Regions from separate parts of the Homo sapiens genome. Here region 2 is linked to region 1. Evidence: read pairs that join two places in POLR2A ChIA-PET (ENCODE). Cell type or tissue: Caco-2. All regions are shown on one strand. Links, peaks and the distances in the headings refer to the core of each region. The heading gives the core; the rest is flanking DNA.

What was found. Peaks named below come from ENCODE experiments on the same cell type or tissue, not always from the same donor. Only the 100,000 strongest peaks of a DNase experiment are listed, where the experiment ranks them.
Region 2: POLR2A ChIA-PET joins it to region 1 with 6 read pairs; 2 of 35 experiments call an interaction of 5 or more read pairs at or near these places.

What each region holds. Positions count from the first base shown.
Region 1 is chr20:37,085,898-37,093,854 of GRCh38, forward strand. RBL1 (RB transcriptional corepressor like 1) reads right to left here. Exons shown (of 22, transcript NM_002895.5): 2 at 3,092-3,225. Among named protein-coding and RNA genes, the nearest start is that of RBL1, 6.1 kb to the right of the region's middle. In Caco-2, for the core only: no CTCF peak of the experiment used is centred there; no DNase peak of the experiment used is centred there.
Region 2 is chr20:37,468,025-37,475,981 of GRCh38, forward strand. No RefSeq gene overlaps it. Among named protein-coding and RNA genes, the nearest start is that of NNAT, 49 kb to the right of the region's middle. In Caco-2, for the core only: no CTCF peak of the experiment used is centred there; DNase peaks (open chromatin) are centred at 1,997, 2,017, 4,047, 5,257 and 1 weaker place.

The sequences.
Region 1 (7,957 bases), core at 1,046-6,045:
CTTGGTCTCCCAAAGTGCTGGGACTACAGGCGTGAGCCACCGCGCCCAGCCTTGTTTTTTTAATTTGAAATGGAGTCTTGCTCTGTCGCCCAGGCTGGAGTGCAGTGGCGCTATCTCAGCTCACTGCAACCTCCACCTCCAAGGTTCAAGTGATTCTCCTGCCATGTACTGCTCTACATTTGTTTTGTTATAATTCTTTTTTGTTTAGTTCCCCCAGAATCTGTCATTACAAAGATTTTTGAAATTATATGAACAATGACAAACATTGACAGAAAAAGATCAGATTGTTTTATACTAACAATGATAATGTCTTGCTCAATTAAAAAATTAACCCCATTGATCTTCATTTAATTTTTATCATCTTATTTTATTTTTAGAACCAAAGTTGTTTAAAAACATTTTTTTTAGGCTGGACACGGTGGCTTACGTCTATAGTCCCAGCACTTAGGGAGGCCGAGGCGGGTGGATCACCTGAGGTCAGGAGTTTGAAACCATCCTGGCCAACATGGTGAAACCCTCTCCCTATTAAAAATATAAAAAATTAGCCAGGCGTGGTGGCGGGCGCCTGTAATCCCAGCTACTGGGGAGGCTGAGATCAGGCCATTGCACTCCAGCCGGGGCAACAAGAGCAAAACTCCGTCTCAAAAAATAAAAATAAAAAAAAATTTAAATTTAGCATCAACTAAAACCTATTTGCCATTTCTGAATAGGGCTTTAAACTTTGCTCCTCTTCTATTCTGGAAACACAGGAATAGCAAATAGACAATGACCACAAATAGTTTTGTCCCAGAAACAAAGAATATTAGCATGAATCCAAACTGGATAGCTAAATTTGTTTTGTTTCCTATCCAGCCAAATAATTCTATATGCTTGATACTAGAGTAAGTAAAAGATGTATCTGAGACCCATAGAGTAGCTGCAAGGTGAAAAAAATTAATATACAGTAGAGAAATAGGACAACATCTTGACCAGATGACAAAAATTAACATCACCAATGAGATGCAGATGGATAACACATGCCATCATCAGATGTGATATCCTCAGGAGACAAAATCACTTATACAGTTTTCCATCAGGGAATGACTAACCTGCATCTAATCAAAAGTTAATAGGAGACAAATCCAAAATTGGGAACCATCTATTAAAAGAGGGGATGAGGGTGGGCACAGTGGCTCACGCCTGTAATCCCAGCACTTTGGGAGGCTGAGGCAGGCGGATCACAAGGTCAGGAGTTTGAGACCAGCCTGGCTAATATGGTGAATCCACATCTCTACGAAAAATACAAAAATTAGCTGGGCGTGGTGGCACATGCCTGTAGTCCCAGCTACTCAGGAGGCTGAGGCAGGAGAATCGCTTGAACCCGGGAGGCGGAGGTTGCAACGAGTCCAGATTGCACCACTGCACTCCACCTGGGCAACAGAGTGAGACTCTGTCCCAAAAAAAAAAAAGGCTGAGGCAAGAGGACCACTTAAGGTCAGGACTTTGAGACAAGCTTGAGCAACATAGTAAGACCCTGTCTCTATAAAAAGATTTAAAAATATCAGTCAGGCATGGTGGCACATGATTGTAGTCTCAGCTACTTGGGAGGCTGAAGCAGGAGGATCATTTGAGCTGAGGAGTTTGAGGCTGCAGTGAGCTAAAAAGGTGCCACTGCACTCGAGGCCTGGGCAATACAGCAAGACTCGGCCTCTAAAAAAATTTTTTTTAATTAAAGAAAGGGACAAAGTGATTGTGGATTATATTCTTCAAAAATGGTAATGTCATAAAAGAAAAAGAAAGGCTGTGGAAATGTTCCTAATTACAGAAGAATAAATAGACATGATAAGCAAATGCAATACCTGATCCTTAATTAGAAATTGTACTTCCAGGAAAAAAAATGCCATAAAGAACATTATTGAATCAACTAACAAAACTAGAACAGAGTTAGCAGGTTAAATAAAATTATTTTATCAGTGTTAATTTTGCTGAAGTTGGTAGCTGTACTGTAGTTATTTAAAGAAATACACAGTGAAGTATTTTGGGGTAAAAGGCTACAAATGTATGCTACTTAGACTGAAATGGTTGAGGATAAAAAGAGAAAGATCTGGCTGGGAGTGCTGGCTCACGCCTGTAATCCCAGCATTTAGGGAGGCTGAGGCGGGTGGATCACCTGAGGTCGGGAGTTCGAGACCAGCCTGACCAAACATGGAGTAACTCCGTCTCTACTAAAAATACAAAATTAGCCAGGCGTGGTGGCACATGCCTGTAATCCCAGCTACTCGGGAGGCTGAGGCAGGAGAATCGCTTGAACCCAGGAGGCAGAGGTTGTGGTGAGCTGAGATTGCACCACTGCACTCTAGCCTGGGCAACAAGAGCAAAACTCCATCTCAAAAAAAAAAAAAAAAGAGAGAGAGAGAAAGATCTATATATTGAAGAAAGAAAAATCAAATGAGAAAGCAAATGGGATAAAATGTCAATAACAGGTGACTCTGAGTCAAGGGTATATGGGTATTGTCCTTTTCTTATTTTTGTAACTTCTCTGTAAGCCTAAAATTATTTCCAAATTTTAAAAAATTAATTTTAAAAAGTATAGCTAAAGATTCAACACAGAGGTTTCTAGCAGAATTTGAGAAAGGCAGAGAAAGAATATGAAAATTGGGAAAGGATTATCTATGTTATAACTTAGAATTAAATGAAGTCACACAGTGGCTCACGTCTATAATCCCATAGCACTTTGGGAGGTTGAGGTGGGTAGATCATTTGAGGTCAGGAGTTCGAGAACAGCCTGACCAACATGATGAAACCCCATCTCTACTAAAAAAAAAAAATACAAAAAATTAGCCGGGCTTGGTGGTGTGTGTCTGTAATCCCAGATACTCAGGAGGCTGAGGCATGAGAATCACTTGAACCCAGGAGGCAGAGATTGCAGTAAGCCAAGACTGTGCCACTGCACTCCAGCCTGGCTGGCACAGTGAGACTGCGTCTCAAAAATAAATAAATAAATAAATAAATAAAATAAAAATTAAATGAAGTCAAATGATCTCAAAACAAGAGAAAACTGATTCCAAAATTTAGAGCTTATATAACATTTAAAAACATCAAAGAGGTTTACCTTAATTTAGCTGAACGTAGTATTCTGGTAAGTGAAACACAGTTGCCTTCCATGATACCCTTTCCAACCGTGGGAATAATGCTTTTGCGGCATGCAACATATAATGAACATGCCAACCAGTGTGTAACTTCTCCCTGGCAAGCAAAAGACAAACAGCAAAACAGGTATAATATTATGTTAAAATGCTTTAATTCTAGAAACAAGAGATGTAGAATTATCTGGTCTCAATTTTCCTTATGTAGATAAAGGGCCAGAGAAGTGAAGATATTTGCCCAAGGTCACAAAGCTGTTAGTTGCAGTAATGGGTATAAAACTCCTTACTCTTAGTTCTGTGTTTTTACAACTATAACATGCTAAATTAATATTAATCTAAAGATAAAAGCCTGGCTTGGTGGCTCATGTTTGTAATCCCAGTAACTCGGGAGGCTGAGGTGCGAGTATCACTTGATGCCAGGAGTTTAAGACTAGCCAGGGCAACGTAGACTCTAAAAATGAAAATAAAAAAATTAGCCAGGCATGGTGGTGCTTGCCTGCAGTCCCAGCTACTTGGGTGGCTGAGGCAAGAGTATCGCTTAAGCTCAGGAGTTCAAGACTGCAGTGAGCTATGTTTGTGCCACTACATTCCAACATAGGCAGCTGAGCGAGATCCTGTCTCTTAAATCCTGTCTCTTAAAAAAAAAAAAAAGAAAAAAACTCTTTCACCTACACTCCAAATCTAATACAGGCATATGCCACATAACATCTTGGTCAACACTGGACCACATATACAATGGTGGTCACTTAAGATTATAATACTTGCCAGGCGCGGTGGCTCATGCCTGGGAGGCTGGAGCGGGTGAATCACTTGAGGCCAGGGGTTCAAGACCAGCCTGGCCAACATGGCAAAACTCCGTCTCTACTAAAAATGCAAAAAATTAGCTGGGTGTGGTGGCATGCACCTGTAGTCCCACCTACTTGGGAGGCTGAGGCAGGAGAATAGCTTAAACTCGGGAGGCAGAGGTTGCAGTGAGTAGAGATCGTGCCACTACAGTCTAGCCTGGGCAACACAGGGACACTCTGTCACACACACAAAAAAGATTGTAATACTGTATGTTCTAACTGTTCTATATATTTAAAAAATTATAATTTACTGTACCCCTTTTATGTTTAGATACACACATACTCACCATTATAGTTGCCTATAGTGTTCAGTACAGAAACATGCTGAACAAGTTTGCAGCCCAGGAGCAACAGGCTATATTAAACAGCCTAGGTGTATAGTAGACTACACTATCTAGGTTTGCATAAGTATACTCTGTGAAGTTCACACAACAAAATCACCTAATGTTGCATTTCTTAGACCATGTCCCTGTCATTAAGTGAAGCATGTCTGAATTACCAGAAGAGTTTTATTAAAATTTGTCAGCATGACTTTCTTGATTTTAAGAAATGGCCTTGATGATCCTGAAGTTTCTATCGTTTTTGCTTTATGTTTCTCTTTAGTGTGGCAGGGAAAGGCAAGAACAGAGTAAAAAGTTGGCAAGGGAGTCACACATAAAAAATTAATATTAATCTTACGCAACATGAAGGAGACTGTCATTTTTGTAAGGTAAACATTTGGGGATTTACCCCAAAACATGTCATCTTTAAAATACAGTCATATGCATTGCTTAATGACAGGGATATATTCTGAGAAATGCAACATTAGGCAATTTTGTTGTGCAAACATAGCATAGCCTACTAAACCTAGGCTATATGGTATGCTTATTGTTTCTAGGCTACAAACCTGTGGAGCATGTTACTATACTAAATACTGTTGGTAAATGTAACACAATAGTAATTATTTGTGTATCTAAACACAGAAAACATATAGTAAAAATAAAGTATGTGTGGTCCATCACTGACTGAAACATTCTGCAGCACACGACTGTAGTAAGCACGGCTCTTTATATTAGTAGATATCTCAATTTACAATGCCACAAAAAGGTGACATTTGGGAATTCAACAATTTTCTGCATTAGACTTCAGACATCTCCAAGCTAGAATCACTTCATGACTTCACTGCTGAAATACAATAGCTGAAGTTTAAGGATTAAGAATTACGGATAGGCCGGTGCGGTGGCTCACGTCTGTAATCCTAGCACTTTGGGAGGCCGAGATGGGTGGATCACCTGAGGTCAGGAGTTTGAGAGCAGCCTGGCCAATGTGGCGAAACCCCGTCTCTACTAAAAAATACAAAAATTAGCCAGGTGTGGTGGCGCACGCCTGTAATCCCAGCTACTTGGGAGGCTGAGGAAGGAGAATCACTTGAACCTAGGAGGTGGGGGTTGCAGTGAGCCGAGATCACGCCACTGCACTCCAGCCTGCGCAACGGGAGTGAGACTCCATCTCAAAAAAAAAAACAAGAATTACAGATAAAGGCCAGGCACAGTGGCTCATGCTCGTAACCCCAGCACTTTGGGAGGCTGAGGCAGAGGATTGCTTGAGCTCAGGAGTTCAAGATCAGCCTAGGAAACATAGTGAGACCCCCGTCTGTACAAAAAAGGAAAAAATTAGCCGGGTATGTGGCACGTCTGTAGTTAGAGCTACCTGGGGAACTGAGATGGGAGGATCATTTGAGTCCAGAAGGTTAAGGCTGCAGTGAGCTGTGACTGACCCACTGGACTCCAGCAAGGGTGAAAGAACGAGACTCTATCTCAAAAAAAAAAAAAAAAAGAATTACAGATGTAAATCTGATAGCACAACACAATAGTGTTCTTATACACTGTTCCACAGACTGTCTTTAAGACCAAACCCTAGAAGGATAAAAAGATTGATAAAAAGATTTCTTGCAATAATCTAAAAGGGGTGGGTAGAAATGGGTGGCCATCAATAAACCCAATGTTCCTACCCTGAAGGAATGAGAAGTCTTTTCTCAAAGCACTAAATGAGGCAGGTAAGCTTAAAGATGAATATTTTTACAAGCTTTGATTAATGAATTGCTTGGGAATAGGGTCTGGTCATGGTGGCTTACGCATGTAATTCCAGCACTTTGGGAAGCTGATGTGGGTGGACTGCTTGAGTTCAGGGGTTCGAGACTAGCTTGGGTAACACAGCAAAACCCTATCTCTACAAAATACAAAAAAATTAGCAGGACGTGGTGGTATGCGCCTGTAGTCCCAGCTACTCTGGAGGCTGAGATGGGAGAAGTGCCTGAGGCCCTTTTTTTGTCTCAAAAAAGAAAAAGAGAAAGAGTTGTTTGGGATTAGCATCCAAGTATTATAGAGCCTTTGGATACAGGCTACTAAATGAAAATTCTAGCAAGATGGTGAAAATATAAGTCCTAAAATTATTGTTTCGATTTTTTTAAAGACATTAAAGAATACACTGATTTTTATTTTACTTTTTAAAACAGGGTCTCACTCTGTTGCCCCAGGCTGGAGTGCAGTGGTACAATCAGGGCCACTGCAGTCTTGACTTCCCAGGAATGAGGGCCACTGCAGCCTCGACCTCCCAGGCTCAAGCAATCCCCCCACCTTAGCCTCTGGAGTAGCTGGGACTAAAGGCACATGCCACCACACCCAGCTAATTTTTGTAGAGATGGGGTTTCACCATATTGCCCAAGCTGGTCTCAAACTCCTGGGCTCAAGTGATCCACCTGCCTCAGCCTCCCAAAATGTCGGGATAACAGGTGTGAGCCACCATGCCCAGCCTATTTTATTTTGTGTAGAGATAGGGTCTCACTATGTTGCCCAGGCTGGTCTTGAACTTCTGGGCTCAAGTGATCCTCCTGCCTCAGCCTCCCAAAGTGCTGGGATTATAGGTGTGAGCCACTGTGCCTGGCCTGACTTTCTTTCCTTAAAAAAGTCAACTATTTTATTCCATGAGAATAAAATAGAATACAATTCTATTTGATAAAATCCTATTTCATAAAAATTCTATGAATTCTATGATATCAGAAACCATTTTTTGCATTTCTAAGGCCTACTTGCCAGGCCTTAGAAATACAAAAAATGTTTTCTGATCTCACAGAACTTCACATCTGGAGCTAAGAAGAGGAACAGATACTATCATTTATAATTGGTGAGATATACAAGCTATAAGAAGAACTGAAGATAAAGTGTTGTAGGAGAATATAGTGCAGTGAATAACTGATTTTGACTACAGTTTAGGGAAGGCCTCACAAAAGGAGACAAAATTTGTAAATCAATAAAAATGTAAGCAGGAGTTTGTCAGGTAGACTAGAGAGGGGTAGGGATTGGAGAAAGACTTCTTAGGAAGCATGAGATATATGAAAATGACTACTCCAAATACCTTTAAAAAATTGATTTTAAAAAAAGAGGAAAATAAACACTGGATAGAATAAACACAAAATTTCAGTTCATACATTTGTGCTTTCTAAAGCAAGCATTGGGCTGGGCTCGGTGGCTCATGCTTGTAATCCCAATGCTCTGGGAGGCTGCGGCAGAAAAATCACTTGAGGCCAGTTCAAGACCAGCTTGGGCAACATAGTCAGATACTATCTCCACAAAAAATTGAAAAATTAGCTGAGCACCGTGGTGCATGCCTATAGTCCCAGCTACTGGGGAGGCTGAAGCAGGAACATCACTTGAGCACAGAAGTTTGAGTTTACAGTGAGCTATAATTGCACCACTGCATTCCAGGCCTGGTCAAAAGAGCAAGACCCTGTTTCTTTCCATTTTTTTTTTTTTTTTGAGATGGAGTTACACTCTTGTGCAGGGTGGAGTGCAATGGCGTGATCTTGGCTCACTGCAACCTCTACCTCCTGGTTTCAAGAGATTCTCCTGCCTCAGCCTCCTGAGTAGCTGGGATTACAAGTGCACGTCACCATGCTCAGCTAATTTTATATTTTTAGTAGAGACGGGGTTTCACCATGCTGGCCAGGCT
Region 2 (7,957 bases), core at 1,598-6,597, 380 kb after region 1:
TGATAGGCCCTAGAAGGACACAGGAATTAGGTTACCCATGAGAGGTAGCTGGTTTAATAAGGTCCTGTTCAACCTAATGCCTGTGACTGCCCAGTAATCCCTCTACTATACCCCATCTGCTCACTGCTGTATCCTTAATCGCCCAGTGTCCCCAGCCCTTCCTCTTGGAGTGCTAACACATGCACAAATAGATCCCTTGGTGGTATATTCATAAGAAGGAATACTACATAGCAATGAGAAAGAATAAACTACATTTACATACAGCAACCTGCGTGAATCTCATAGACAGGTTTCATGAAAGGAGACAGACATGAGGAGACACACTGATTCCATTCATCTGAAGTTTAAGAAGAAGCAAAACCACTCTTGGGTGATAGAAGTCAGAATAGTAATTACTTCTGTGGGGTTGGGTACTAACGGACAAGGGGTACAAGGGAAGCTTCTAGGGGATGGAATTATTTTATATTTGGGTGGTGATTACATGGGTGTGTGTGTAATTAAAAATTCACTGGGCCACACACTTAAGATTTGTGCACTGTATTGTGTGGGTTCTAGGTGTGTTAATACAAAATAATGAGATGTTGAGGTGGGAGAATTGTTTGCGGCCAGGAGTTTGAGACTAGTCTGAGCAACATAACAAGACCCCCCCAATCTCTAAAAAAAATTTGTTTTAATTAACAGGGCGAAGGGGGCACACCTGTATTCCCAGCTACTTGAGAAGCTGAGGCAGAAGGATTGCTTGAGCCCAGGAGTTTGAGGCTGCAATGAGCTATGATTGCACTGCTGCACTCCAGCCTGAGTGACAGAGCAAGATCTTGTCTCTGAAAATAACAATAATAATACAAAATACAAAACAAAGTATATTATGCACTTGTCAGCCTCACTGATCATTGCAAGAGCCAAGGATGAGAAAAGATGAGGAATACAAGATCCCAGCCAGGAGGTGAGATGAAACTGGGGCCTGCAGGGGCTGCTAACACCCATGGAGGGGGAGTTCTAAGCCCTAGAAGGACACAAGAATCAGGTTGCCCATGAGAGGCAGCGGTTTAATTAGGTCCTGTTCAACCTGACACATGTGACTGTCCGACCATAATCCCTCTGCGATGACCCATCTGCTCCCTGCTGCATCCTTAATTGTTCAATGTCCTGGCCCCTTCCACTCACTAACCCTCACACATCTCATGCTTGATCAAAACTAGTTCTCGCTGGACCCTGCCTTCCTGCCTCTCTCCTTCCTGCCTGCCTCTCTCCTTCCTTCCTGCCTCTCTCCTTCCTTCCTTTTTCTTTCTTGAGTGGTTTCCCAACCAGTTGTGCCCCTCCCCTCTCCTCACCAGCTGCTCCCATGAAGGTCCTCCAAAGCTTCCCATCGGCCAAGCCCAGGGGCTCCATGGCTTGCTCATCCCCCATCCAAACTCTCTGCTCACAGCCCATGGGTGACCCTGTCCACCTGCTGGAAACGCCCTCCTCCCTTGCTTCCCAGAGCACCTTCTCCTGTTCTCCTGGGACCCCCTTGAGGACCTTCATCAGTCTCCTTGGTACCTTCTCCTGCTCCCCTAGGACCCCCTTGTGGGCCTTCATCAACATCCTTAGCGGGCTTGTCTTTCTGCATCCAGTGCCTATGTCTGGCGAGGTCCAGGACTCAGCCCCAGGCCTCTTCTCCTTGGCATTCCCTCAGGTTCCTGGACTGTGTCCTCCTTCCCAGCCTGGCGTTCTAGGTTAGACGTTGGTCTCTGAGCTGTAGCCCAGGCCACTAAAGCACCCTGGCTAGCAACCATGGATGGCACTTCTCAGCCCCCACCCTACTTGGGGTGTAAGCAGATGGCAAGGCCCTCTATGCATCTCCGCCTCAGTCCCCAGAGCAGGTGGCTCCGGAAATCCCGTTGGCCCTCCTGCTCAGCTGGCTCATGTCTGGAACCTATCCTGACATTGTCATGTCTCCCATTGTGTTCTTGCTGGGCCTGCTCAGCCCCTTTGGTGCAGAGGACTCCACCTGCAGACTTACTCGGTTACTCTCCACATGGTGGCCGGAGGATCTTTAAGAAATGGAAGTCAGTTCTCAGACCCACAACGCCCCCCACTGCAGTTGGAATAAACTCCAACAAGGCCCTGTGTGAAGTGCCTCTGTTTCCCACTCCACCCTCTTGCTCCCTTCCCCTTGCTCGCTGGTGCAGCCACACTAGCCTTGTTGCCCGTCCTGGAACACACCAGGACATGGACATTATGGGGACATGCAATTCAGCCCATTTACAGGGCCCTGCTTTACAGGATCTCTGTTAATGGGCTGAACTGCACCCCCCACAATTCATGTGTTCAAGTCCTAACCTCCTATACTCCAGATTGTGACCTTATTTGGAAATAGGGTTGTGCAGGCTGGGCGCGGTGGCTCACGCCTGTAATCCCAGCGCTTTAAGAGGTCAAAGCGGGTGGATCACCTGAGGTCAGGAGTTCAAGACCAGCCTGGCTAACATGGTGAAACCTCGTCTCTACTAAAAATACAAAAATTAGCCAGGCATGGTGAGACATGCCTGTAATCCCAGCTACTCTGGAGGCCGAGGCAGGAGAATCGCTTGAACCCGGGAGGCAGAGGTTGCAGCGGGCCAAGATCACACCACTGCACTCCAGCCTGGGTGACAGAGCAAGACTAAATCTCAAAAAAGAAAAAAAAAAAAAAAGAAATAGGGTTGTGTAGATGTAATTCATTAAGATGATGATATGGTTTGGATCTGTGTCCCCACCTAATCTTATGTTGAAGTGTAATCCCCGGTGTTGAGGGTGAGGCCTGATGGGAGGTGATTGGGTCACGGGGCATGGGGGACATGGGGCGGTTCCTCATGAACGGTTTAGCGCCATCCCCCTCGGTGCTGTTCTCATAAGTTCTCATGAGATCTGGCTGTTTAAAAGTGGGTAGCGCCATCCTACTCCCTTTTGATCCTGCTCTGGCCATATAAGACAAGCCTGCTTCCCCTTCACACCTTCTGCCATGATTGTAAGTTTCCTGAGGCCTCGCCAAAGCAGAAGCTGCTATGTTTCCTGCATAGCCTGTACAACTGTGAGCCAATTAAACCTCTTTTCTTTATAAATTACTCAGTCTTAGGTATTTCTTTACAGCAGTGCAAGAACAACCTAATACAGATGAGGTCACACTGGAGTAGGGTGAGCCCCTAATCCATTATGACTGGTGTCTTTATAAGAAGGAGAGATTTGGACACAGACGCACACAGGGAGAACGCCATGTGAAGGTGAAAATGGACGTGCTGGTCTACAAGACTGGGAAGGCCGAAGGTTGCCAGCCAACCTCCAGAAGCTAGGAGAAGGCCTGGGACAGATTCTCCCTCACAGCCCCCAGAAGGAATCAGCCCTACCGACACCTTGATCTTGGACTTCTTGCCTCCAGGACAGAGACAATACCTTTCTGATGTTGAAGCCGCCAGTTTGAAGCACTTATTCTCATAGCCTTAGCAAATTAAGACAGTACCTCTGACAGGGATGCCTCCCTCCCCGAATCAGCACATGACTTACTCCTCGTGTCATTGAGATCTCGGACAGAAAGCTACCTTTTCCAAGAGGCCTTCCCTGAATATCCCGTCTAAATGGCTTGGCCCCTTCCCTCACCCATTGCAAGCGCAGGCTCAGGTCATCCTCCAGCCTGTCGCCCTCATCCTGCATGTTCGCCCTCACACGCATGACCACCTGAAGACAGAGTATGTAGTCATTTGCACACCTGGTTTTTTTTGTCTGTCTCCTCTGCTAGTTTAAGAGCTTTGTGTGGTCCAGGGCTTCTGGCATCTTCTGCTGTGTCTCCCGTGTCTGGCACAGGGGCTCTCAGGTGAGATCACCATTTGGATGCTTTTAGCCAATCAGCAAATATTTAGTGGGAATCTATGCTGGGGAACAAAACAGCCCCAGTCCCTGAGGCAGGGCAGGGAGGGAAGTCAGTGTTTTGTGGAAAGCAGGAGAATGTATGGAGTAGTTACTGGGGAATGTGGAGGGAAGCGTCTAGAGAGACGGGGAAGGACAAAGGCCTGTTTGTACCCGGTGAGCTGGAGCTGCAGCTGAGCGAGGCATCTGCTGCACCAGGCGACTTCTGATGCTCACATCCCTTGGGTGTCCCCCAGCCCAAGATGTCCTAAACCAAACCTGTCATGTTCCATGGAGGACTCTCAGTTCGCCTCCTGCAAGGGATACTACAAACACCCACCAGGTCTCCTGGGTGGGAACCTGGGCACAAGCGTCCCATTGTTCTCCCTCCTGTACCCCACATCTGATGGGCCAGCTCATCCTGTGCACCTTCAATCCCCCACTTCCAATGCTTCTCCTCCACCCTAATGCTAGCTCCTTGAAGCCCTCAAGGATTCATGACATCCAGGTGGCTGTGGTGGCCTCTGGGGAGGGAGGGGGACACTACATCCATAAATGTATTAATTTTTCAATTATAATATCGAAGTTCAGGCTGGGCATGGTGGCTCATGCCTGTAATCCCAGTGCTTTGGAGGCTGAGGCGGGAGGATCACTTGAGCTCAGAAGTTTGAAACGAGCCTGGGCAACATAGCAAGATCCTGTTTCTACAAAAATTTTTAAAAATTAGCATTAGCCTGGCATGGTGGCACACCTTAGTCCCAGCTACTTGGGAGGCTGAGGAGGAAGGATCACTTGAGTCCAGGAGCTCGAGGCTACAGTGAGCTATGATCGCAGCAATGCACTCCAGCCTGGGCAACAGAGTGAGACCCTATCTCTAAAAAAAAAAAAAAAAAAAAAAAAAAAAAAAAATTAAGTTTATATAAAGAGTGTGAGTGTCTGACGGCAGTTTTCCCCTTCTCAGGGGTCAAAACCCTTCACAAGACTCATGAAGGCCACTCCCCAAAGCAGCAAGAGTTGAGGGTCCAGGTGCTGTGAAGGTGGCAGGGATGGTGCTGGTGGGAGTAGCCTGGCCAGCCCCTCTTGTTGCACGGTGATGCTGTTCTAAGGCCCACTTGAGAACTTTACCTGGCTCCCCGAGGATGTACCTCTGAAGGCTCAGGCAGACCCCAGGGCCCATTCCCACCCCTTCAAACTGCCAGAGACTGTCTTGGGGGTGCCCACTGACCCCTTGAGCCCCCTTGCTCTGGTTCCATGACTGTGATGTGTACTAGACAACAGGGCTCTGAGTGGCCTCCGGGGCATCCGCTATAGACAGGGAAGGTGGCCTAAGGATCCCGAGAGTCCACTGTGGTCAGGGCCCAAATTGCTGGAAGAAGGGAGTGGTGGCTCTGTGCGAGCTCTCCCCGAACCACCTGCCCACTATTTCTACGGCCACAGAGACTGAGGCACAGAGAGGGGTGGCCATCTGCCTGGAGTCATGGGGTGAGGCAGGGGTCACTCTGTCCCCTGAGGCCTTTACCCTGAAAGTGATCCTTGCCCTGAGCCCATCCCATAACCCCATGGGCTTCCTGTTAGTCCAGCACCTGCCTCCAGAGTTGGGGGCTTTTGAGGCAAGGGAGGGCAAACTTGCCCTGAGAATCCTAGTCCTACTGCATGCAGCCTTTATTTCCTGATCCCACAGGAACTCCAGGAGTCAGGAGCCCTCCCTGTCAACAGCCTCTTCTCCCCTACCCCACACCTACCCTCCCCCAAACCCAGCCTCTGCTCACTATGTCTTCCTTGACACCCCAATTGGTTTTCATCATTTTTTTTTTAAAGATTGAACTGCATTTCAGACATTTGCATTTCATGTCAGAAAATGTGAATTCAGCAGCCGCCAGGATGAATGCCAGTCGCCAGGTGCTGAGGGTGAAGGCGAGGGCCGGTGTCTCCAGCTGTGGGGCAGGACAAAGTCCCTGTGATGCCAGCTGCCACCAGGACCCAGGGACAGGCGAGAGGGCCCCAGAAGAATGCCGAGCTCACGTTACTTGGCAGAAAGAAAATGATTCAATTTTGTTCTATTCACCGAAACACATGTTCTTGTCCAAAGCTAATTTCCTGCTGCCCCCAGCTTGATTGTGTCTCTGTTTCGTCTCTCACTCTGAACACCGTCCTCTTCTTAAGAATCTTGGGATTCTGAACTGCTTTTCTATTTCCAGAATTCCACATTGCGATTTTCATTTTTCTGTCTCTGGAAGGATGTGCCAGTTGCCTTTACAAAGGGGGCCTGAGAGGCTGGAGGAGACGGGCAGGAGGGAGACTTTTCTCTGGGTGGCCTTTTGTGGATTTTGAATTTTGAACCATATAAATGTACTTTCTGATTTAATGAAAAACATTTAAAAATTAAAAAATTGTTTCCACTTAAAAATAATACCTTTCGGGACCCTGCTCCCCTGTCTCTCCCCCTTGTCCCTCTCTCCCTTGTAGCTAGAGCCTTCACTGCCTCCCTTTTTACGGCTCCTCTGCCTTCACCCAAGGCTGCTCCGACAAGGATCCCCCCAAAGCCTCCCCAGGGCCAAGTCACCTCCTCTGCCCTCTCTGGACACAGCCCATGGCCAGCCAGTTCACCTTTTGGAAACCCTCCTCCTTGGGTTCCTGTGTGTCTCCTCCTCATGTCTGTCCTCTGGCCCTCCCTTTTCAATCTCCCTGGGGGGCCCCCAAATGCTGGCATGGTCTGGGCCTCTGCCTGGACTCTCTCCCACAGTATCACCCACCCCTGATGCTTCGACACCCTCCTGGACCCAGTGACCTCCAGTGTACACTCCACACCAAATCAGGTCCTTCCCTGCTTGGATCCACTCTTACCCCTCCATCCCTGCCGAGCCCCAGATCCCGGATCCACCTGCCTCCTTGACACCCCATTTGTTTACTTCAGGGACCTCACATCAACACATCTGGATGGGCTGGCTTCAAGTCTGAACTCTGCCACCTCCTTGTTGTGGGCAAGTTTCTCAACCTCTGTGTGTCTCTGTTTCCTTGTGTGTAAACGATGATAGATGAGGTAGTATCTACCTTATGGTATAGTTGTAAGTATGAATGAATTAACATTAAGTAACACTCCTAGAACAGTGTCTGGCAAATCGTAAATACTAAAATGCATTTGTTGGATAAAAATGTCCCAAATGGAACTCCTGATTTTCCTCTTGCAAACCTTATCCTCTTGCAGCTTCCCTTCCCGCTGCCATTCAACCCATTCTGAATGCCAGAAACCCAGGGGTCTTGCTTGACACTGCCCTCCTCTTCCTCCTCCTCCTCCTCTGCTTCTCTTCCCCCAGGGTGCACCCCATCCCCAACTCTGGCCCATTTTATTTCCTAAATCTCTCTCCATCTCCACCCTTTCCCTGGCCCATGGTCCCCTGAAATTGCTCTTGTTAAGCTCATCAGTGTTCCACTAATTGCCAAATCAAAAGAAATTTTCAGCCTTCATCGGTTTGGATTTTCTGCTACATTTGGTCCTGCTGATCTTGCTCTCCTAGAAACGCTTCACTAGCCCAGTTTCCATGACAACCTGCTCTCCAGCTCTGCTCACGTGGCCACGTGGCACTGACATTTCTTTCTCTCCGTTGCTTTTGTAGGTGCCCCAGGCTCTGCCAGCCCCTGAAATGATGGGTTGGAGGTCCTTAGATTCCAACAGGACTCTCCCTACCTCTCAGTCTCCCCAAGACATGGCCACCCCAACTCTGCAGCTCTGGTTGAGATGTCCTCCTGAAAGCCAGACTGCTGGACCTGACTTCCCGCTGGCCATGACTTCCTACTGGCCATGACTTCCCGCTGGCCATCTCCCCCAGGTGTCCGCAGGCCCCACAAAGTCAACTTTGAATTGTGGCCATTACCCCTCCCTAATCCACTTGCTTCTCCAAGTCCCAGTGAGATCGTCATAAGACAAATATCTGCCTGTGGCTCTTACCTGCTCAAAACCCTTCCACGGCATCCTATTGCCTACAAGATTAAGTCCAAGATGTTGAGCATCTTTTTGTATGTTAATTTGCCATCTGTTTATCTTCTTTGGGGAAGTGTTTGTTCAAATCTTTTGCTCATTTCTTATTGGGTTGTTTTTTTT